Regions from separate parts of the Homo sapiens genome. Here region 2 is linked to region 1. A link is an interaction called in ENCODE POLR2A ChIA-PET data of the cell type or tissue named here. Cell type or tissue: Panc1. All regions are shown on one strand. Links, peaks and the distances in the headings refer to the core of each region. The heading gives the core; the rest is flanking DNA. Region 1 overlaps NEURL1 (neuralized E3 ubiquitin protein ligase 1). Region 2 overlaps SH3PXD2A (SH3 and PX domains 2A).

What was found. ChIA-PET counts read pairs that join two places held together with the same protein. Peaks named below come from ENCODE experiments on the same cell type or tissue, not always from the same donor. Only the 100,000 strongest peaks of a DNase experiment are listed, where the experiment ranks them.
Region 2: POLR2A ChIA-PET joins it to region 1 with 14 read pairs; 2 of 35 experiments call an interaction of 5 or more read pairs at or near these places.

The regions. Positions count from the first base shown.
Region 1 is chr10:103,498,792-103,510,306 of GRCh38, reverse strand. All of the region lies in intron 1 of NEURL1 (neuralized E3 ubiquitin protein ligase 1), which reads right to left. All of the region lies in intron 2 of NEURL1-AS1 (NEURL1 antisense RNA 1), which reads left to right. Among named protein-coding and RNA genes, the nearest start is that of NEURL1, 11 kb to the right of the region's middle. RefSeq lists an enhancer at 5,521-5,815. In Panc1, for the core only: no CTCF peak of the experiment used is centred there; a DNase peak (open chromatin) is centred at 5,795.
Region 2 is chr10:103,606,533-103,618,047 of GRCh38, reverse strand. SH3PXD2A (SH3 and PX domains 2A) reads left to right here. Exons shown (of 15, transcript NM_001394015.1): 11 at 734-851; 12 at 4,858-5,195; 13 at 6,418-6,467. Among named protein-coding and RNA genes, the nearest start is that of NEURL1-AS1, 95 kb to the right of the region's middle. RefSeq lists an enhancer at 9,827-10,684. In Panc1, for the core only: no CTCF peak of the experiment used is centred there; no DNase peak of the experiment used is centred there.

The sequences.
Region 1 (11,515 bases), core at 1,677-9,676:
GGAGCCCACCATTAGTGTCATTTTGGGAAGCTCAAGTGAACATGGATGGTGCTTTGTGAGTCAACATCACTGTCCGGCCAAAGCTTGCAGCCAGAGACCTAGAGCTTATAAGTGACTTACCCACAAACAGTCTTACACCAAGGCCAGGGCTGGAGCCTGGGCCTCCCAGGTGTCAGCTCAGAGGTTGCTCTACCGGCCCCTTCATCTGCTGATGGCCCCAGGAAGTCTCCTCTAGAAGAGGAAGGAGGTTCTAGCTCTTCCCTTCCTCCCAGGGTACAAGACCTCCACCCTGATCATCAAACCCCACCCAGGGAGAGAATCTCAACCCAATTCCAGAATACTGAGCTCCAAAATGGACTCTTGACCACAAGACTGAAACACAATCACAAATCCTGGACCCTGAAACGGAAACCTGCCCTCCAGGAATGGAACCCTCATCCTCAACCTGGAACCCATACTCCCAAATGGGAGCCTCAAGATCAGCCCAAAATCTTGCCTGCAGAAATAGCACCTTCACCCCAAAATACCACCTCATGCCTCAGGAACTGAGAACCTTAGCACCAGACAGAAAACCTCCACTTTCAGAAAAAGTCCTGAATCTTGGGGAGGGAGCTCTCTCTTCAAAAGCCGATCTGGCCTCTTCTTATACAGAAATGAGCCGCACAATGACATTTCGTTCAATGACAGATCACATATAAGACAGTGATCCCATAAGATTATGACGGAGCTGAAAAATTCCTATCACCCAGTGATGTCGTAGCCATGATAACATCATCGTGCAATGCATTATGTTACCTTTTCTATGGTTAGGTGCATAAATACTTACCCTTGTGTTACCACTGCCTGCGGTATCTAGCACAGTAATGCTATATAGGTTTGTAGCCAAGGAACAATAGGCCACAACACATAGCCTAGATGTGCAGGAGGCTACACCATCTAGGTTTGTGTAAGTGCACTCTGTGCTGTTCCCCTATGACGAAATCGCCTAACAACACAATTCTCAGAATGTGTCCCCATTGTTAAGCCACACACAACTGTATTTGGTTTCTTTCTCTTTTTTTTTTTTTTTTTTGAGACAGAGTCTTGCTCTGTCACCCAGGCTGCTGGAGTGCAGTGGTGCGATCTTGGCTCACTGCAGCCTCTGCCTCCTGGGTTCAAGTGATTCTCCTGCCTCAGCCTCCTGAGTAGCTGGGACTAACAGGTGTGCGCCACCACACCCAGCTAATTGTTTTGTATTTTTAATAGAGATGGGCTTTCGCCATGTTGGCCGGGCTGGTCTCGAACTCCTGACCTCAGGTGATCCACCCGCCTCAGCCTCGTGCTAAGGAGGTGAAGCTAAGCCAAAGCCACCCAAAGTGCTGGGATTACAGACATGAGCCACCGCACCTGACCCTGTATTTGGTTTCTTTAACACAACCTCAACTTGGGGGATCAGATGAGGAAACCCAAGATCCCTAAAACAGCTTCTTTCACATTTTGCTGTGAAGGAGGCAGGACTCCCTCATGCACACAGAGCCCTAGTTTCCTGGCGGGCTGCCCTCTGAGGCCGAAACTTTCATGTGAGTGGCATTCTGCTCCCTCATGACCTATCCCAACCGCTTCCTCCAACCCCTGGGCCCACATCAGGGTCTGCATGTCTGGCTGGTCTCCTCAGTCCCACAGATCTGCAAACGCCAGCCTCAGAAAGGGAAAACCCCTTCTGCCCCTCTCAGGCACTGGCTAAGCCCTCTCAGCCCTCCAAAGAGGGGGTTTCCTGCATGGGACTTGCGGAGGGGTGGGTGAGAAAGTCTGTCCACCCAGACAGGGCTGGCACTCCATTGAGTCCAAGGTCTGCCTTTGTCCCTCGGGGCTGGAAGAGAAGTCAGGGCGCTCAGAGACAGAAAGAGGTCCTAGCTGTATCCTGAGGATGAGAGTCGCAAATGGATGTCACCCTAATGCTAATTCAAAGAGGTCCCATGAAGAGACCCAGGAAGAATCTGAGTGAGATTTGGAAGATCGGACTTTCACAGTCCTGTGGCAATTCGGACTCAGTGTCTCCTCTGTAAAGTGTGCTGTGAATTCTGTCATGGGAGGGGAGAGGGGTTGGTTACATGCTTTTCAAATTCGAGGGACCTGACCCTGTGAGAAGTCCCCAAGCCCAGGGGCGGAGACAAACAGGCGTTTCCTCCTCTCCCCACTTTCCCAGCTGTTGCCTGGTTCTCAGCTGCTCTTCCGCATTCTGTTTTACTACAGGGCCATCCATCCAGTCCCTCTTGCTTGTCCATCCCTTGACAGTTTTATAATTTAATAAGTGCTGAGCCCCAGGGTGGGGGTCTGGGGCTTTGATCTCCACTCTGGGAAAGCCAGAGCAACCTTGGCCTGTCCCGGCTGATTTATGGCCACCTTTCAGGGGCTTGTGTGTGTGTGGCTGGGAACTGGAACCTACAGGGAGGCGAGCCACCTGAGAGAGCCTGGCTGGGGCAGGGCTGCAGGTCCCTGGCAGAAAAGAAGCCAGGTGCACATCACACCGCAGGTGCTGCCTCTGCCCTCCTGGGAGCCACCTGTGACAGGCAGAGAGGACATTAATGATTGATGGTGTCCCAAGGGGTAGGGATGGAACCACAGCTCAGAGCCTGCCCAGCCTGCTCACCTGTCTCTCTTCCTGGCTGTAAAACCTCACACCCACGGCAGGAGCACAGGTCCCAAGTGTGCACACCCTGACCTTCCACAGAGCCCCCAGGTGCATGTTGACCACTGCCACAGATGTCAGGATTCAGAGATGGCACAAGCAGCTCCCCAACAGCTCCCTCTCCTGGACCCACCTCCAGAGCTTCAAGTTGACCTTCTAAAGTATCTCCCGAGTCAATCTGCTCGCCTGCCCAACTCTGACAGAAGCCACACCTCTCTCCTTGCATAAAGGACTGCAGTGGACTCCTGCCTGGCCCCTCTCCACCCCTCCCCATCTCTTGCCCCAAGAGCCTACTAGCACATCTAAGTGATCCTGTCACTCTTCTGTTTAAGGCTCTTCAGTGACTCCCCTCAGGCGTCACACTCTAAGCAGAGGAGCATCTGCATCACATTTAGGGCCAGCACTTGTCCCCCTCAGGTGTTCCTCTGGAGTCAGCTTCCAGCAGCTCCTAAGAGCATCATCCTGCAAGGTCAGAGCCTGGGGATCTTGTTACTGCTTGGTCCAATCCAGCTGTATGACCTTGGGCAGGTCACTTTCCCACTCTGGGGCCAAGGGGACCTGAGATGAGAAAGCAGGTAGGGCAAAACAATCTCCATGATACACTTGGGTTCTGATGTTTGAATCAGTGGCCACCAGCCCTTCCACCAGGAACCAAGCACAGGCCTGACTTTGTGCCTGTGCTTGGTACCTGCCAGACCTTCTCCCTTCGGGAAGAATGTGTTTAAAGGAACATTAGCTGGAAAGAGCAGGGCAAGAAAAGGAAAAGAAAGCAGAAGTGGGCCGGGCACAGCGGCACACACCTGTAATCCCCCGTACTTTGGGAGGCCGAGGCAGGCAGATCACTTGAGGTCAGGAGTTCAAGACCAGCCTGGCCAACATGGTGAAACCCTGTCTCTACTAAAAATACAAAAATTAGCTGGGCGTGGTGGTGCACACCTGTAGTCTCAGCTATTTGGGAGGCTGAGGCATGAGAATCGCTTGAACCCGGGAGGTGGAGGCTGCAGTGAGCCAAGACTGCACCACTATACTCCAGCCTGGGCGACAGAGTGAGACTCCGTCTCAAAAAAAAAAAAAGCAGACAGCAGACGTGAAGGAGGAGGAGGAGGAGGAAGAAGGGAGGACCCTCCTGCCAATAAGGACCGACTGAATTGGACAAGGCAGGGCCCTGAGTATGTCAGGGCAGAGACCATGCCCAGTACTCACCTCTCAATTCTCCATACCCAGCACCATGCCTAGCTCAGAGCAGGCACCAATACATGAAATGAATCAGCTAGAATATCCTTACAGCCTCATTCTACCCTGATTGGGCCAGAGTGCCTCCTCCCCTCCCTCTCAGGGGCACCTGGACACCCATACTTGGACACACATACTCTGGACTGCCCCATGCCCTGGAGAACATCAGCCTCTCAGCAGACACCAGGCAGGGGCTGGGGCAAGCCAAGTGGGAAGGATGAAGGTGAAAGCCAAGAGCATGTGGACCTGCCATCATCTTAATCCTAGCAACCTCGCCTGTCAACGTTCTCCCTTTTCCGTCCTTACCCCAACCGCTGGAGCAGCCAGGATGGCATTCTAGGGCAACAAGGCTAAAGAAGGCCATCTGGGTAAGCCAGCAGACATACTTCCCTCTTCTGTCCCCCCATCCCAAGAAGGGCCCTCTCTCCTCCTCCTCCTCCCCTGTCCCCACACAGTCTGTGATCAGCAATGTACTTCCACGGACAGAATGAGTGAGAAGCGGGTGGGACACCTCTGAGAGGCAAGGAAGCAGCTACTTAATGATTTTCTGCTGAAAGTTCCTTGGCCAGGAGGGCTGGGGTGACTCTGGCCAGGGCTCAGCCCTGCTGTACCCGGCAGCAGCTCTGAGCCAGTCCTGAGCTCCTTCTCCTAAGAACACCCTTCATGTGGCCTCCATACCCAGCTCAACTGGGGTAGTACTGCCCCGTCTAGGGTGCTTTTTAAGATACAGAAGAGCTGGCTGGCTGGACATGGTGGCTCATGCCTGTAAACCCAACACGTTAGGAGGCTAAGGTGGGAGGATCACTTGAGGCCAGGAGTTTGAGACCAGCCTGGGCAACATAGTGACATCCTGTCTCTACAAAAATTAAAAAATTAGCCAGGGCTGAGAGCAATGGCTGAAGCCTGTAATACCAACATTTTGGGAGGCCAAGGTGGACAGATCACCTGAGGTCAGGAGTTCAAGACCAGCCTGGCCAACATGGCAAAACCTTGTTTCTACTAAAAAATACAAAAATTAGCCAGGTGTGGTGGTAGGTGCCTGTAATCCCAGCTATTCGGGAGGCTGAGGCAGAGAGAATTGCTTGAACCCAGACATGGAGGTTGCAGTGAGCTGAGATCGCACCAGTGCACTCCAACCTGGGCAGCAGAGCAAGACTCCGTCTACCAAAAAAAAAAAAAAAAAAATTAGCTGGGCTTGGTATTGTGTGCCTGTAGACCCAGCTACTCAGGAGGCTGAGGTGGGAGGATTGCTTGAGCCCAGAAGGTTGAGGCTGCAGCAAGCCAAGGTCACAACCACCACACTCCAGAGCCTGGATAACAAGGCAAGACTTTGTTTCTTTAAAAAAAAAAAAAAAAAGATACAGGAGAGCTATTATTTTTTTAATGGCACATTGGCATTTGGAGCGGCCAGTGGCATTTAATCGGCAGAGGCCAAGGATGAGAAATGAACAGTTCTCGCCTAACGTGCTAGTAGCTTCCCATCTAGGAACTGAGGCCAACCCCTACTCATTTTCAGGTCACTTCCTAGAGAAACCTTCCCTGATCCCCAAGACCAAGTCAAGTTCCCCCCTTATAGCTCCCTAGTTTCTCCTTCAAAGCCTTTACCCAGAGATAATTGTTTGGGTAAGAAATTAAAGAAGTAGTGGAGAAGAACTGTTAAAGATAGCGGGGCCTCTGGCCTCCAGGAGGTGGAACGTAAACACCCACCCCTGTGGAGCGTAACCCCCCCACCGCTTAAGTGTGGGCTGCACACAGTGACTTCCTTCCAAAGAATGCAATAGAAAGGGAGGAAAGTGTAACTTTAACTGCACAATGGAGAGACCTGACAAGCACTCCCTCAGCCAGGCGCTCAAGGTCAACATCAACAGCAATGAGTCATGTTGACAGCATGTGCCGTTGATATGATGGGAAATGGCACTTTACCTCTGTGGTCTTTCACTCCAAAACCTAAAACCGCAATCTAATCATGAGAAGAACACCACAAAAATCCCAATAGAGAGACAGTCTACAAATACGTAACCAGTAATCCTCAAAACTGTCAAGGTCATCAAAAGCAAGGAAAGTGTGAGAAATTGTCACAACCAAGAGGAGGGAGACTAAGAAAACATGACAACAGGCCAGGCACAGTGGCTCCCGCCTGTAATCCCAGCACTCTGGGAGGCCGAGGAGGGCAGATCACAAGTTCAGGGGTTCAAGACCAGCCTGACCAACATGGTGAAACCCCAGCTCTCTAAAAATACAAAAATTAGCCGGGCGTGGTGGTGTGTGCCTGTAATCCCAGCTACTCAGGAGGCTGAGGCAGAAGAATACCTTGAACCTGGAAGGCAGATGTTGCAGTGAGCTGAGATGGCGCCACTGCACTCCAGCCTGGGCGACAGAGTGAAATTCTGTCTCCAAAAAGATAAATAAATAAATAAATAAATAAATAAATAAATAAATAAATAAAATACTAGCCAGGCATGATGGTGCACACCTGTAGTCTTAGCTACTCAGGAGGCTGTGGAGGGAGGATCCATTGAGCCCGGGGGGTGAGGCTGCAGTGAGCTGTGATCACGCCACTGCACTCCAACCTGGGCAGCAGAACAAGACCCTGTCTCAAAAAAAAAAAAAAAAAAAAGCCAGGGGGAGCACAGCATGAGCTCTAGCACATATATGTTAGCAATTGTGATCTCCAGATTCATTTTTATGCATTTGTCATTTTTGTTCCCATCTGCCTTCCCACTAAAGGGTAAGCTGGAAGTGGTGAGCACTCACCTATTGCATTTCTCACCGTATCGGCGTGCCCAGGAAGGTGTCTAGCCCACGGCTGATGGCCCTCAGCTGATGCTTAGTTTAACAATGAAATGAGCTCTCCCACCTACCTCTTACCGTCCCCATCAGTGCATCCCACAAACCCCAACTCTCATCCTCAGAGAACTTCAGTTCCCAAGCCCAGTGCCAGAGCCCCACCTCCCCTTGGAACTGTCACTAGAGCAGAGAAAAAGCCAAGGCCTCCCACCTGCCTCCCAGTGACTCCTGCTTATTCCTCCTCCTCTTCTCTTAGCCCTTCTTTTTCTCTAAGTTCTGCCCTCTTACCCCCTACAAGTGTCAACACCTGCTCATTTCCCAAAGCCATCCGGGGGATGACTCCTGATAAGCATCTTTTAATAAACTCTGGAGCTGGATCTGTCATCCAGAAGCTATATTCTCCCTCTCCCCAGCCCCTCACCACCTCCCACTTCCTGGGCTGGCCCATTAGCGCCTCTGGTCTGGCCAGGCGGGACCCACAGGCTCCACAGGGCCTTTGGACTCTGGCTTGCTGGAAATGGCCAAAAGGCAGCCCAGGCTATTTGGGAAGCTGGCCCTCCTATCGGCCAGCTTGTCTCAGCAGCCAGGGCCAGTTCTGCCTGTGCCACCGAGCCTGATGCTGGCCAGTTCACTTCCCTCCATCCCTGAGGCAGGTTTCCCAGGCGTTACCAAGGAGACCACTTGCATCCTGCCCAGGGTTGCCAAAGCAACCGGCTCAGCGTGAAGCAGCCCCTCAGTTCTAGCCCCTGGGTGTGCAGGTCCAGGAATGAGACAGGCACAAACTAACAGGAAACAGGCGGCCCTGGCACACCCTGGGCAGTGCCCAGCTCCCACCCTCCTTCCTATCCTCACTCTTCCTCCTTTTCTTACTGCTTTTGCTCGTCCTGCCTCCATCTTGGGCTCTGTGATTTAGAACCAATGCCTGTGCCTCACTGTGCACACCTTGGAAGTGAGCACATGCCATCTGCTATGGACTGAATTTTACCCGCCCCCTCAATATTCATATATTGAAACCCTAATGCCCAATATGACTATATTTGGAGATAGGGTCTTTAGGAGGTAATTAAGTTAAATGAGGTCAGAGGGGTGAGGTCCTGATCTGATAGGATTAGCGGCTTTATAATAAGAGGAAGAGAGAAAGATCGTTCTCGCTCCATATGCACACACCAAGGACAGGCCATGTGAGGCCACAGCAAGAAGGAGCCACCTGAAAGCCAGGAAGAGGGCCCTCAATGGAACCTGACAGTGCTGGCACCTTGATCTCAGACTTCCAGCCTCCAGGACTCTGAGAAAATGCATTTCCATTGTTTAAGCCATCCAGTCTGTAGTATTTTGTTATGGCAGAACAAGCCGACTAAGACACCATCCCAGAGGGCCCAGGAAAAGAGTCCTAATATGGAGAAATTCCCCCCAAGATCAGTTTCCTCGCTGATCAGCTTTGGTGTCCTGAGTAGAGATCCCAGCCCTGCTCTTTCCTAGCTCAGTGTTTCTGGGCAGCACTCTTCACATCCATTAATCTCAGCTGTCTCGTGTATAAAATGGGAATAATAAGAGCCTGGCACAGTGGTGTGCGCCTGCAGTCCCAGTTACTCAGGAGGCTGAAGCAGGAGGATCGCTTGAGCCCGGGAGTTTGAATCTAGCCTGGGTAACATACAGAGACTCTGTCTCTACAATAAATAAATAATGGCCGGGTGTGGTGGCTCACGCCTATAATCCCAGCACTTTGGGAGGCCGAGACGGGCAGACCTCCTGAGGTCAGGTGTTCGAGACCAGCCTGGCCAACATGGCAAAACTCTGTCTCTACTAACAATACAAAAATTAGCTGGACTTTGGTGGCAGGCGCCTGTAGTCCCAGCTACTCAGGAGGCTGGGGCAGGAGAATCACTTGAACCCGGGAGGCAGAGGTTGCAGTGAGCTGAGATCACGCCATTGCACTCCAGCCTGGGTGACAAGAGGGAAACTCCGTCTCAAAATAATAATAATAATAATAATAATAATAAATAAAGTGGGAATAATACCTACCTCTCCTTTATGGGGAGATTAAATGAATTTATTTACATGAATACACCTAGCATCAGAACTTGGGCTTCTTAAAAATCCTTTCATTGCTGGTTTTTGTTGTTTTTTTTTCCTGCCTATGAGCAGTGGTCCTGCTGCCCATAGCTGTGGGTTGGAAATGCTTTCAGACTTGCCCATGGGAACTCCAGATGAGCAGGTCAGCTTGGCTGTCACGCCCAGCCCTTTCAGCGTGGCCTAGGACAGAAGGCTGACAGCCTCTGTGAACCTCTCAGCAGCTCAAGATGCCTCATCTCCTCCTCTCCCCAGCCTGCCTTCCACCACTGTTGGTGCTGTTGAAATAAAATCACTACATGCATCTTGCTCAAAAGCTGTCCATGGCTCCCAATGCCTACAGGATAAAATCTAACCTCCTCGTCCTAATATCATAGGCCCTCCAAGATATGACCCTAGCCTACCTTCAAAGATTGACCTGTTAACCTCCCCACTGGGGACCCCACATCCAGGCAAGAGGACTGCTCACCATCCCTGAACACATCCTGTGTTTCTCTGCCTCTGTGCCTTTGCTGCCAGCCCACTCACCAAGACACCTTTCTAGCTCCCCTCCAAATCTCCCCCATCCAACTCTGGGCTCTCCTCCTCTGAGGAGCCTGGTCCCACCTCCTCCAAGCATGCAAGAGTAGGACTGTTCTGAGGCCCCAGAGTCACAACAGTTCTCAGATCTTGAGGACCCTGTTAAACACGCAGGTTTGAGGGTCCCATCCCCAATATATTCTGAGTCAGCGGGTCTGAGCTGGGGGCTGGGAACCTGCATGGTATACATGCTTCCAGCTAATGCTGATGCAGGCAGTAGAAAAACCTCACTCTGAGAAACACTGGCCCCAAAGAACCACAAGTTTCCTCCAAAGTGTCTAAAACCCCGAAGAAAGCGTAAGGGGGAGGAGGCTGGGAATTCCAGACTAGCACAGCCCTCCTGATCTTCTGGTTAGCCAAGGGAGAAAGCATCAAGAACCCCATTGTGTGCCCTTTCCCGGCCCTGGGGCTCTGTCCAGAGACGCAAAAATTACTCCCCCATCTCTCTCCCACAATGAAAGACAGAGCCCACCCAAGGCTAAATGCTACAGGGGCAGGATAATACAGCGATCACAATAATAAACTCTAAAGTCTGAGAGCCCTGGCTTTGAATCCCAGCCCCATCAGTTTCTAACTGTGTGGACTGGGATAAGTTACTTAACCTCTCTTAGCCCCTTTTCCCCCATCTGTAAAACAGTGACAATGCTACCTCCTTCTGTAGGTTGTTGGGAGGGTATTAATGGAAATAATCCACATATAAGAACTTGGTACAAAGTAACCACCCAGTGCATGGTAGCTATTGTAAATATTATTATGATAATTAACATAACAGGGTTCAAAGGTAAAACCGAACTGAAAACCAACAGGGCATGCAGGATGGGTGCTCTGGGTTCAACACGGGGCTGACGCAGCCAGTCACTCTGAGGAGGCCACCAGGCACCCCCTAGATCCGTCTGCTGCATTCCCGGGGGTGGAGAGCTGGATGAGCTCACCTAATCTGCAAGCGTCATGACAACCAAGGAAGGAGCCCAGACAAGAGCTGAGGGAAGATCTGTGGGTTGACCAAAGAATGGAGACCTTGAATATCCCATTATGGTGACTGAAGCGGGGAAGGGTATGATGAAGATAGTACTTTGGGAGAATCACTCCGGCAGCATCGAAGGAGGGACCGGAGGCAGAGAAGCCAATTAGGATGGCAGCTGTGGCAATATCTGGGATGAGGACTCAGATAGGGGAAGTAGCAGCGAGAATGTGAATGCAGAAAAATGGCTAGAGGCTGAGCACAGTGGCCCCAGCATTTTGGGAGGCCAAGGCAGGAGGTCTGCTTGAGTCCAGGAGTTCCAGACCATCCTGGGCAACATGGCAAGATGCCATCTCTTAAAAAAAAACCTACAGAAATAAGCCAGGAGTGGTGGCGTGGGCCTGTGGTCCCAGCTACTTGGGAGGCTGAGGCAGGAGGATCACTTGAGCCCAGGAGGTTGAGGCTTCAATGAGCCAAGATCCACCACTGCACTCCAGCTGAAAGAAAAGAAAAGAAAAGAAAAGAAGGAAGGGAAGGAGGAAGGAAGGGAAGGAAAGAAGGAAGGAAGGAAGGAGGGAAGAAGAGAAGGAAGGAAGGAAGGGAGGGAAGGAGGGAGGGAGGGAGAGAAAGAAAAATAGCTAAGACCTTGTCCAAGGATGAGCCTTCCCCTGCCCCTGCTCTCATCCCCAGAGAGTAGTGAGGAAATTCAGGGTCTACAGACACTCTGGCCCACCACAAGAATCAAGACCCTTAGTCAACCTTTGCAGCTTCTCCTTCAGCCCCCCAGCAGCCTCAGCCATCATAGAAAAGAGACTGAAAACAACAGGTGTCTCGCTGGCGTCACACCCAGCCAGAGCTGGAGGGGGACGGCCTTCCTACAACTGTCACAACCAGTGACTTTGTGAAGTATCCAATTCAAGAAGCACCACCTTTTGAAAGATGGGAGGTGTACTCTTAGGTGTATACCCAGAAGAACCGAAAACAGGTGTTCAAACAAAGACTTAGACACAGATGTTCATAGCAGCATTATTCATGAAAACCAAAAGGTAGAAACATCCTAAAGTCCACCAACTGATGAATGGATAAGTGAAATGTGGCATACTCTTACAATAGAATATTATTCAACCACAAAAGGAAAAAAGGTGCACGCTACAACATGGATGAAACTTGAAAAGATTATGCTAAGTAAAAGACGCTTGACACAAAAGGACAAATAT
Region 2 (11,515 bases), core at 2,030-10,029, 110 kb before region 1:
TGCAGAAGCCACTTGGGCCAGTGCTGCCTGATTGTGCTGTGCTTGGTGTTTCCAAGCTCATTTGGCCATCGAACCCTTGTCTTAACAAAACACATGTAACTGCTTCCATGAGACCTGGGTTCCATGGACTCCTCTTGGGAGATTACATGACCAGGTGTTAATGGATGAAGTGGGTGCTCAGGGAAGGCTTCACCGAGGAGGTGTCCCTAGAACCTCTGAAGGTCAGACAGAGGAAGGATGCAAGAGGCTGAGCTGGGGGCAGGGATAGGAGAGTTCATCTGGGACACAGATGGAAACAGGGCACATTTCGAGGAAAAGCGGTATGCCGTGGGGCCTCAAGGCATGCAAGGACACCTCATGAGGGGCCGGCTTCTCCTAATCCTGCCCTCGGCCCAGCAAGCTTCTGAGCCCTGTGGACTCCAAGGTCCCGGCAGCCTGGCCGCCATTATCAGGCTGGGAGAGCCGACTCCCTGCTCCCAGGGCCTTGCCTGACAACCTGGGTCCTGGCTGGCTTTGGCACACACTGGGAGCAGCAGTGACCTCTGCTCCCATGGTCTCCCTGCTGCCACCTCTGGGGCCTGGTCCTTCCCTCCCCTGGAGAAGCCAGAGCCAACCCAGTGGACCTTCTTGGCAAGCAGTTGAGCAAAAGCCAGGCCAGGGCAGGAGGAGGGGACAGGAAGCAGGACCTGCACCCCGACCTCAAATAATCTTGCTTGCTTGCTCCCACCCCCAGAGGAGAAGTATGTCACCGTGCAGCCTTACACCAGCCAAAGCAAGGACGAGATTGGCTTTGAGAAGGGCGTCACAGTGGAGGTGATCCGGAAGAATCTGGAAGGCTGGTGGTATATCAGGTAGGGAACCCTTACATTATGAACGAGATGCCTCTCGCCCACCTGGGCCCTGGGCAGAGTGCAAAGTGGCCATGGCCACCTGATGGCAGGTAGATACTGACAGCTTTGTGCCCACGGCACAGGGCTGGGCTGCTGCACCTCTGCACAGCTGAATAGCTCAACCAGAGAATGCTCATCTTGCAAGTTTTCTCCCGGGACGCGTAAAGCAGAGCTTGAGCCACAGCCAGCGGGGCACAGAGGCCCCGGGTCAGCTTGCAGGCTGTGGTGCAATCCCTTCCCACGTATCTGCCAAGAGAGCTCAGCACATCTGAATTTGGTTTTGTGTGTCCGGCCTTGGCTGCCTGGTGTGCTCCACAGCTAGGGCTGCCTGGAGCACTGGCGTCCGCAGGCCTTGCTGAGGTCCCAGCAGGCAACCTCTGCTGCCCAGGCTCAGTACTCAGGGAGGTGGGCTGGGGGCGGGGGCGGGTGCAGGTGCAGGCCTCTTGCAGCCACGTCCCTGGTGGATGGGGACTGGCTGTCCAATCTGCAGGGCTGGCTGCAAGGGCTGGAGCAGAAGTCAGGCCTCGGCTCAGGCCATCGGAGGCTTCTTCCTTCTCTTGCCCCTCCCTCTCCCAGGCCTAATCACAGTTCCCAGCGTAGAATCCTATTGAATGGTATGGGTAGGGAAGTGGGGTCTTTCCTGACCTGCTGGAGGCAAACAATCCCGTGGGTTTCACTCACCATTACCTGGCCAAGACCTACCCTTCCAGGACCCCTGCTCTCAAGAAATGCTCCAGGAGACTTGATCTCAGTAAGTGCTTTTGGTGTCCTTGGAACTGGCTCAGCTGTGATGACTTTGCCCACCTTCTCTCTTCTCTGCCAGTTACCCAGCTGACAGGGATAGTCCTATATCCTTGGGCTCTGGGGACCCCAGATCCACTGTGGGCAGGACATGCATTCTAGGTGGTCTCCGACAGAGGGGACAGGATTGTGCAGTGGCACCAATGTGCCCCAGGGGATGTGAGTACTCGTGGGACAGTTGCTCAGAACATGGTACAACATGATGGCATTAAAGGCTAGTCCATGCTGAGGTCACTGGCCATATGGAGATTGCACCTTAGTCTGACCTGATGGAACATGGCTCCATGGCACGCACCACACCCCCCGCCCCTACCCCGCCCCCACCCCGCCCCACCCCGGAGCCCTGGTGCATATCAGTCAGGAGGGCTGAGATGTCCCTTTCTGTCCCATTGGGTGGGATGGGACTGTGCATCTGGATGTGTATTGTCCAAAGCCAGTGCCCCTAGACTTTTATGTTCTCTGAGCAATGGAAACTAGAGTCAACCCAATCACCCACCAGCCATGAGTTGAACATGGGAAAGCCAGGAAACATTCTGGCAGGCTGGTGGCCTAGCTCACTTGCCTGGAGCTTATCTACAAGGCTGCTTTATTATTATTTTTTTGTTTTCTAAAATGACCAACAAAGTCACTCTGAGCTGCTTCTAGTCCGCTCCTATCCCCATGGCCTAGTCTTACAGCCAGCAGGAGCTTGGACTGAGAAAACCCGGCTGAAAAGATTCCACCTTAAAAAGGCTGCCAGACACCCCCTTAAATATGCCATTTCCCAACATTCCAGGCTCTACGTTGATCCTCATTTCCTGTCTTTCTTCTCCTCCCCCAACCCCTACACACACACACACACACACACACACACACACACACACACACACACACCCTCGCACTCTCCATCGCGCCCTTTCCAGCTTGCTTCCCGCTGGAGTCATTTCATTCTCCATTGCTGGAAAGCAGATGTGAGCAGAGCTGGACCCAGACACACACAGGCACTCCTGATTCCCTTGCGTTTCTCCTCCTGGAATCTTAATTTTACCCATGTAGTGCTGAAGGAACACAAATACAGCACTCGGGGCCCTAAGCAGGCCTGACCGTCACCTCCATGAGCCCCCTCTCCCCATAGCTCTACAGTGTCCATGTAGAAAAATCGTCAGTGAGGGCCAGTGGGCTCATCTTTGTCTTTTCTCTGAGATGCAAGAGCACCAGGCTCTGGGCCAGATGCTGCTAAGCGCTCACTGTGTGACCCCCTTGCTTTTCTGAGCCGTAGTTGTTGGCTCACATAAGATTAGGTATTTTTACTCGTTGCTTCCATCCACCCTTAAAATTCTGTGCTTCTGTTTGCACCCATTGCATCAGGGAGCCAAAGACAGGCCCCTGACTCCCACCCACGTGTTAACTCACCTCTGCCTCCCAATCCCTGGGGAGGCGAGCTTGGCTCAGCCTGCCTGCATGTTTCTGTGACAGAACGTAAGGAGCCACCTCCTACCTGAGCTTTCTCGCAAAGCTCAGACATGTTGATAGGAACTTCAGCTTTCATATTCCTTTTCTCCCACCTAATGAGCGCCCAAGAACAAGGTCAGATCAGGAAGACGGTGGGCGGGGCGGGGGGGGAGGTGTTCAGACATCTGGTGTGGAGGAGCCATTCCAAAGAGCCAGATGTGTCCAGGGAGCAGATGGGGACATTGCAACCCAGACTTGGGGGCACTGGCCAGCGACTACTGGACCAGGAAGTGAAGTCCCCATGGGTTTGGGTGAAAACTCAACACCACGAGGAAAAAAGGAAAAGCTTGTTTTCAGAAGTCATCGAATCACCAGAAATTAAGTCAGCCCTATCATTTGCCTTTTGCCTTTGTTTATGAGCTTTTGGTTTTGTTTCCTTTTGTTTTGTTTTGTTTTTGTTTTGCTTTGGTTTTAGTTTTATCTAGTCATGTGCTTTTGTCTTTTCACTTATGGTTTCTGCTTTTGGAGCCCCACTTAGATTTTCTCAACCCCCAACATTATGTCAATCTTCTATTTGTTAATTCTGCTATATGGTATAAAGCCAGTGTCTGTCTTACTTGTTTTTCCTAACTGGGTCATCAGTTTTCCCCAAATCACTTTTTACATTTTTGGAGGCAGGGTCTCACTCTGTCTCCCAGAGTGGAGTGCAGTGGTATGATCATAGCTCACTGCAGCTTCAAACTTCTGGGCTCAAGCAATCCTCCCACCTCAGCCTCCCAAGCACCTGGGACTACAGGTATGCACCATCACACCCAGCTAATTAAAAAAAAAAAAAATTTTTTTTTGGTAGAGATGAGATCTTGCTATGTAGCCCAGGCTGGCCTTAAACGATCCTCCTGCCTCAGCTTCCCAAAGTGCTGTAATGACAGGTGTAAGCCACCTCGCCCAGCCCCAAATCACTTATTGAATAATGCATCTTTGTTCCACTACAGTAAATTTAGCCTGGTTTGTGAACTTGGTCTGTGACAGTCTATAGAGGATCCACCTACTCTCCCTGCAGTGGCACCACAGCTGTCCCATTCAGTCATCTGGCATGGAGGAGCCATTCCAGCTAAGATGTTGGAGACAGCTTAGTTGATCTCAACATGTCTGTCCTTCTGGGTACATTTTTAGCAGCGACTCTATCCCTGCATCTTGCAAAAGAGACACAAACTGAGCTCCAGGGAAGGGACTTGTGCAAGGTACCACAGACTAGAACTCAGACTGCCTGACTCTCACCTTCTGGAGTCAATTCCCTCTCTAATAATACCTCCCCTTCCTACAGGCCATTTACCTCTACATACCACATCCACACCTTCTTCTTATCTCTCTAATTATCCTCAACTGACTGGGAAGTAGCAGGCCATTATGAAGTCCTCCTTTGGGCAACCCAAAAGTTGATAAATCTGATCCCAAGCTCCCACATTTGCCTGACTTTGCAGAACATGAGAGCCCACCCCAAGAGGGATCAGGCAAAGAAAAAGGAGCATGGTGGGGGGGCAGTGGGAATTGGTGTTCTGGGTGTCTTTTCCATCTACCCTCGGTGCCATTTCTCTCCAGAGTAGTGGGATTGCCAAGCCTTGCAGAACATGGTAGGGAAGGCTCCACTGGGCAAGGCCAGATGGATCCTAGGGCCTGGGAGTGGGCTGTGAGGTCAGAGTGCTCTAATGATAGCACATCCTGCTCCTCCCCACAGATACCTGGGCAAAGAGGGCTGGGCGCCAGCATCCTACCTGAAGAAGGCCAAGGATGACCTGCCAACCCGGAAGAAGAACCTGGCCGGCCCAGTGGAGATCATTGGGAACATCATGGAGATCAGCAACCTGCTGAACAAGAAGGCGTCTGGGGACAAGGAAACTCCACCAGCCGAAGGCGAGGGCCATGAGGCCCCCATTGCCAAGAAGGAGATCAGCCTGCCCATCCTCTGCAATGCCTCCAATGGCAGTGCCGTGGGCGTTCCTGACAGGACTGTCTCCAGGCTGGCCCAGGGCTCTCCAGCTGTGGCCAGGATTGCCCCTCAGCGGGCCCAGATCAGTAAGAGCCTCGCTGACCTCTAGGTCCTCACTGCAAAGCTCCTTAGAGAATGGGCATGGGTGCCGTGAAAGCCAGGGGGGTGCACAGGACCCCCATGGCGTTTTCCTCCTGGGCTACAGACTGGCCTTTGACCCTCACTCTGTCAACTTGTGTCATGCTCATCACAGGAGTGGAGAAGGCAGAGGAGTATGATGACTCAACTGCTCCCAGCTGCTCCACGGAAGCTAGATCACATGAGGATGTGGGTGGTAGCGTTCCCTCCTCTAGTGGAGAGCCAGCAATGGTCACTCTGCAGATACACGCGTTCCAAGAGCAAGAAATGTTTTCTTTTCCTTATGGTAAAGGCTTTATAAATCAAGATAGATGATGTGTAGCTGACTTTTAAAAAATCAAAAAAACACATTTCCCTGGGCTGTTGAATGTGGGTGCTATATGCAGGGCTGCCCTATGGAGTGACAGTCTGTAGAGAAACGTCTTTCTGGGCCTTAGCAGCTCCTTCCCTATGACTTTCCACTCGTTACTGGAAACCTAAGAGACTTGGGAGCTAAGGCTTTACCACTCTACACAGGCAGTTTCAACAGGGCGTTCTTCAAGAATCATCTTCATTTCTACAGGAGACTCCAGGCAGTCTGGCACCCTCCATCTCTGGCCCAATAATGCCTTTTGTTGAGGCTTAAAACTTCCATGTTATAGGAACCTAGCTTTTGTTTGTGTCCAGCCATTCTTAAAATCTGGAGGAAAGCTGTTTCTTTAGTTTAGCTCCACTGGGTTAAGTTAGCTCTCGTGCCTGAAATCTTTTAGGGAACCAGCTGGGAAACAGTTATTGGGCACCTCCTCTTGCCTGGCATTATGCTAGCTTCTATGGATTTAATAGTAAGCAAAAAACAGACATGGTCTCTGCTCCTAACTTTGAAAACCTGATAAATCTATACACCCGTTACCCTGAAAAATGCCCACATAGCTGCACATTTTGAAAAGTGCACATAATTTTAGAGTGTTCATAGATCCCCTGGAAGCACAGCCAAGGTAAAGGTCTATAGTTTCCCCTTGAAAAAGCCCAACCACAGTGCCCATAGTGACTTAGAGTGTCAAGTCCTTCATAAAGGCTGAGCTAAAGCATGAACTTGAAGGATCAGGAGTTAGTTTCACCTAGGGAAGGCAGGTATGGGTACTGTTGCCCATCGTCTGACTAGGATTTCTGAAGCCATGTCTCTTCCTCTAGGCTCCCCGAACCTACGGACAAGACCTCCACCACGCAGAGAATCCAGCCTGGTATGTGTACTGAATTTCTTCTCCCCTTTCCTTCCTTTTCTGTGAATGCGCTATAGCCACCCGATCAATTGGCTATCTTGCGGCAGAGCCTCTTGATCCAGGGGTTTTCCAGAGCCCTGCTGGGGCTTCTAGTTTTGTGGGGCTAGGGGCAGGGAGGGAAGCCTGCAGATCCCAGCCTTCCTGGAGGCCTGGCTGGACAGTTTATAATCGGAAACACACTGCACTCCAAAGCTAAATAAATCCATCCCAGCCACTGCATTGGCAGACATAAACATTTAGACTGCCCGGCAAAAGTGTCCAGCCAGGGCATTGCCAGAGGCTGGAAATGGGGCTCCTGTCCATGCTAGCCTGGAAGCCTTTCAGCTTTCCCTGGTCAGGAATGCCCAGTGGAGGTGGTGGATGGCAGAGTCTGGGAGGGCAGAGGGCAGATCAGTGAACGTCTTCCAGGGAGGAGTGTGAGTTGCAAGGAGTGGCTCACGCCCCAGCTTTAAGAGGTTAACACTGCCAGGGTCCCTGGTTCATGTGGGTGGGGTTTCCTGGTGTCCAGACCCTCGGGCAGGTAGATACGCATCAGGGGCCAGGGCTTGGGGTGCCTGCGATGCTGGTGGCAGGCTGAGAGCCTTGGAACAAAGAACTGTTAGTAAGCGCAGTGGGATGTAGTGGAAAGAGTGTGTCTTCAAGTGCCAGGCATGGATTCGGATTCCACTTCTGACACTTAGAGGCGGAGAGACTGTAGGTAAGCCAGTTGCCCTCTACAAGCTTCAGTGCCCTTATTTATCAGACGGGACAGTACTAGCCATCTCTTAGGGCTGTTGTAAGGATGAAATGAGATGATTTATGTGGGGGGCTAGCAAACAGGTTTCCATTTCCTATGTCAGCTCTTGCCTGCTTGGTAATACTACCTGGTGCACTGGGTTAAGGAGGATTCTGAAGTCACATCTGGGCTTAGCAACAAGAGTTACTGTGGTCAGTGACATCAGCCCTGGCTAAGGGAGATGGCACCAGTCTATGGAAGAGTAGGCCCTCCATAAAAATATGGTTTTTAAAGATTTCATCCCTGGAGATGAGACCTTCCTTGCCTTGGCCATGGACCCCAGTGGAGTTTCTCTTTTTCCTCCTGAGTTTTACACACCCAAACACTGAATTCTCCCTCTCAACCATCTCTCCTAGCCACGGCTAATTATTTTCAGGCAGACTTGATTTTGGCAAGAATGGGGTAATTCCTTCCACACTTACCAAATGTGGGGATTGCTGAGGCAGGGCTGCTGTTTCCAGTTAGGCCCAGCTGCATCCCACCTGGCCAGAGATGTGGCCTGGGCTGAGCCTGGGCTGTGTCTGCTCACATGCACGGCTGCACAGCCAGGCCCTGGGGCCAGGAAAGGTGGCAGATTCTCACTCAATCCCTCAAAACCAGCTTCCTCCCACCCCTCACTCACTCTGCCTCAGCTCAGTTTCAACTGGTGGGGTTAGGACATGCAGAGCCTTGAAGGATGAGGAAGGCTGGGAAGAAGAGAAGTTCAGAAGGAGTGCTGAGTTCCAGCTTCTATTTATTGAGCTCTCCCTATGCCCCTCGCTGGGCCCAAAGTGATGTATGTTATCTCAGGGATCCTCTTCAGGATGCTGGTATTAGTTCCATTTTACAGATGAGAGAACTGAAGTTCAGAGACGTCAAGGGCTTTGCCCAGGGCCACACAGCTGGTAAATTGCTATGATTGGAGTCCAGCCCCAAGGTTGAGGTCTTTCCAGGTCTTCCTGCTACACCAAGCTTCTTCCCGTCCCCTCATCCCTCCCACCTTTTTTTCCCAATTGCTTTATTTGAACCCCTTTGCATGAGGGAGGACATAAATAGCGGGGTACAAAGTCCATTTTAGCTGAGTAGAGACAAGACCATTGAAGCAAAAATATACAATCCACAAGGGCAGGGGGTTGTCCATTTGGTTTCCTACTGGGCGCTCGGTGCCTTAGACCAGTGTCTGGCACCCAGTAGACACACAACAAACAGTTGTTAAATGAATGGGTGAGGCTCACAAACCATGGGCCAAAGCCAGCTTCTAAATGTCCTTGAATGTCATGCTTAGATGCTGCTGTGCCAGTTTCTGAAAAGCATTGAGGATCTCCAATGAGTTCTACCCTGCCCACAGAATATTGCGAGTTTATTTAGTGCTTGCCTGCCTATCTGGCCTTGTCATGATGACCAGCCAAAGACTTTGCTCACTCAACCGCACTGCCTTCTTACACACACACCCCAGACTAGAGACCACTGTGCTCCATTGCCTTGCCTGTGCTGTCAGAAGTCCCACCTGCAGCCCTCACCCCTAGACTCCAGGACAGTGGCTTTCCTTCCTCTCCCACAGGGCAGTGTGCAAGTGCTTTGTTAGAATGATTTCTCTGCTTTTTCTTTCTTTCTTTTTTTTTTTTTTTTTCAGAGACAGAGTCTCACTCTGTCAGTTGGGCTGGAGTGCAGTGGTCTGTTCATAGCTCACTGCAGCCTCGAACTCCTGGGCTCACGCTATTTTCCTGCCTCAGACTCCCAAGTAGCTGGGACCACAGGTGCATAACACCATGTCCACCTAATTTTTGTGTGTGTGTGTGTATGTGTGTGTGGTAGAAATGGGGTCTCACTATTTGCCCAGGCTGATCTCAAACTCCTGGCCTCAAGCAGTCCTCCCACCTGGGCTTCCCAAAGCACTACGATTACAGGAGATTTCTCTGCTTTTTAATTTTCATTTTGAGATTCAGCTATTGAGGCATCTGAAAACTAGACCTCCAGAGATGTAAGATTAGAAATTACTGCATTAATAATGAGCATTTTGTGCTGGGCACAGTGGCTTATGCCTGTAATTCCAGCACTTTGGGAGGCTGAGGCAGGAGGATTGCTTGAGCCCAGGAGTTTGAGACCAGGCAAAACCCTGTCTCTAGTTTTTTTCTCTTTTTTTTTTTTTTTTAAAGAATAGAATAATTTAATTAAAATGTGCAATATTTTGATGAAGAAAAATCACAAAAATGAATTGAAGGCCTGGCAGAATGGAAATAAGGTACATTTATGGATGAGAAGACTCGGTATTATTCAATTTTATCCCTAATCTGTAAATTCGATGAAATTCTAATTTAAATCCCAACACAATTTTTCTTTTTTTTTTTTTTTTTTTTCTTGACATGGAATGGTGTCTTTATTTTTGGGGGCTGCTGTAACAAAGTACCACACACTGGGTGGCTTAACAGCAGAAACGTGTTGTCTCCCAGTTCTAGGGGCGAGGAGATCAGGGTGCCGACAGGGCCTCGTTCCCTGGGAAGGCGTGGGAGGAGGACCTGTTCCCCGCCTCTCTCCCGGCTTCCGGGACTCCGGAAGCCTGACTCCAGGCTTCACGTGGTGTTCTCCCTGCTGGTGGGTCTGCCTCTGTCCTGTGTTCTTTTTTTTTTTTTTTTTTTTAAATTGATCATTCTTGGGTGTTTCTCGCAGAGGGGGATTTGGCAGGGTCATAGGACAATAGTGGAGGGAAGGTCAGCAGACAAACAAGTGAACAAAGGTCTCTGGTTTTTCTAGGCAGAGGACCCCGAGGCCTTCCGCAGTGTTTGTGTCCCTGGGTACTTGAGATTAGGGAGTGGTGATGACTCTTAACGAGCATGCTGCCTTCAAGCATCTGTTTAACAAAGCACATCTTGCACCGACCTCAATCCATTTAACCCTGAGTGGACACAGCACATGTTTCAGAGAGCACAGGGTTGGGGGTAAGGTCACAGATCAACAGGATCCCAAGGCAGAAGAATTTTTCTTAGTACAGAACAAAATGAAAAGTCTCCCATGTCTACTTCTTTCTACACAGACGCGGCAACCATCCGATTTCTCAATCTTTTCCCCACCTTTCCCCCCTTTCTATTCCACAAAACCGCCATTGTCATCATGGCCCGTTCTCAATGAGCTGTTGGGTACACCTCCCAGACGGGGTGGTGGCCGGGCAGAGGGGCTCCTCACTGCCCAGTAGGGGCGGCCGGGCAGAGGCGCCCCTCACCTCCCGGACGGGGCGGCTGGCCGGGCAGGGGGCTGACCCCCCCACCTCCCTCCCGGACGGGGCGGCTGGCCGGGCAGAGGGGCTCCTCACCTCCCAGTAGGGGCGGCTGGGCAGAGGCGCCCCTCACCTCCCGGACAGGGCGGCTGGCCTGGCGGGGGCTGACCCCCACCTCCCTCCCGGACGGGGTGGCTGCTGGGCGGAGACGCTCCTCACTTCCCAGACGGGGCAGCTGCCGGTCGGAGGGGCTCCTCACTTCTCAGACGGGGCGGCTGCCGGGCGGAGGGGCTCCTCACTTCTCAGACGGGGCGGTTGCCAGGCGGAGAGTCTCCTCACTTCCCAGACGGGGCGGCTGGGCAGAGAGGCTCCTCACCTCCCAGACGGGGTCGCGGCCGGGGAGAGGCGCTCCTCACATCCCAGACGGGGCGGCAGGGCAGAGGCACTCCCCACATCTCAGACGATGGGCGGCTGGGCAGAGACGCTCCTCACTTCCTAGATGGGATGGCGGCCGGGAAGAGGCGCTCCTCACTTCCTAGATGGGATGGCGGCCGGGCAGAGACGCTCCTCACTTTCCAGACTGAGCAGCCAGGCAGAGGGGCTCCTCACATCCCAGACGATGGGCGGCCAGGCAGAGACGCTCCTCACTTCCCAGACGGGGTGGCGGCCGGGCAGAGGCTGCACTCTCCGCACTTTGGGAGGCCAAGGCAGGCGGCTGGGAGGTGGAGGTTGTAGGGAGCCGAGATCACGCCGCTGCACTCCAGCCTGGGCACCATTGAGCACTGAGTGAACGAGACTCCGTCTGCAATCCCGGCACCTCGGGAGGCCGAGGCTGGCGGATCACTCGCGGTTAGGAGCTGGAGACCAGCCCGGCCAACACAGCGAAACCCCGTCTCCACCAAAAAAACACGAAAACCAGTCAGGCATGGCGGCGCGCGCCTGCAATCGCAGGCACTCGGCAGGCTGAGGCAGGAGAATCAGGCAGGGAGGTTGCAGTGAGCAGAGATGGCAGCAGTACAGTCCAGCTTCGGCTCGGCATCCGAG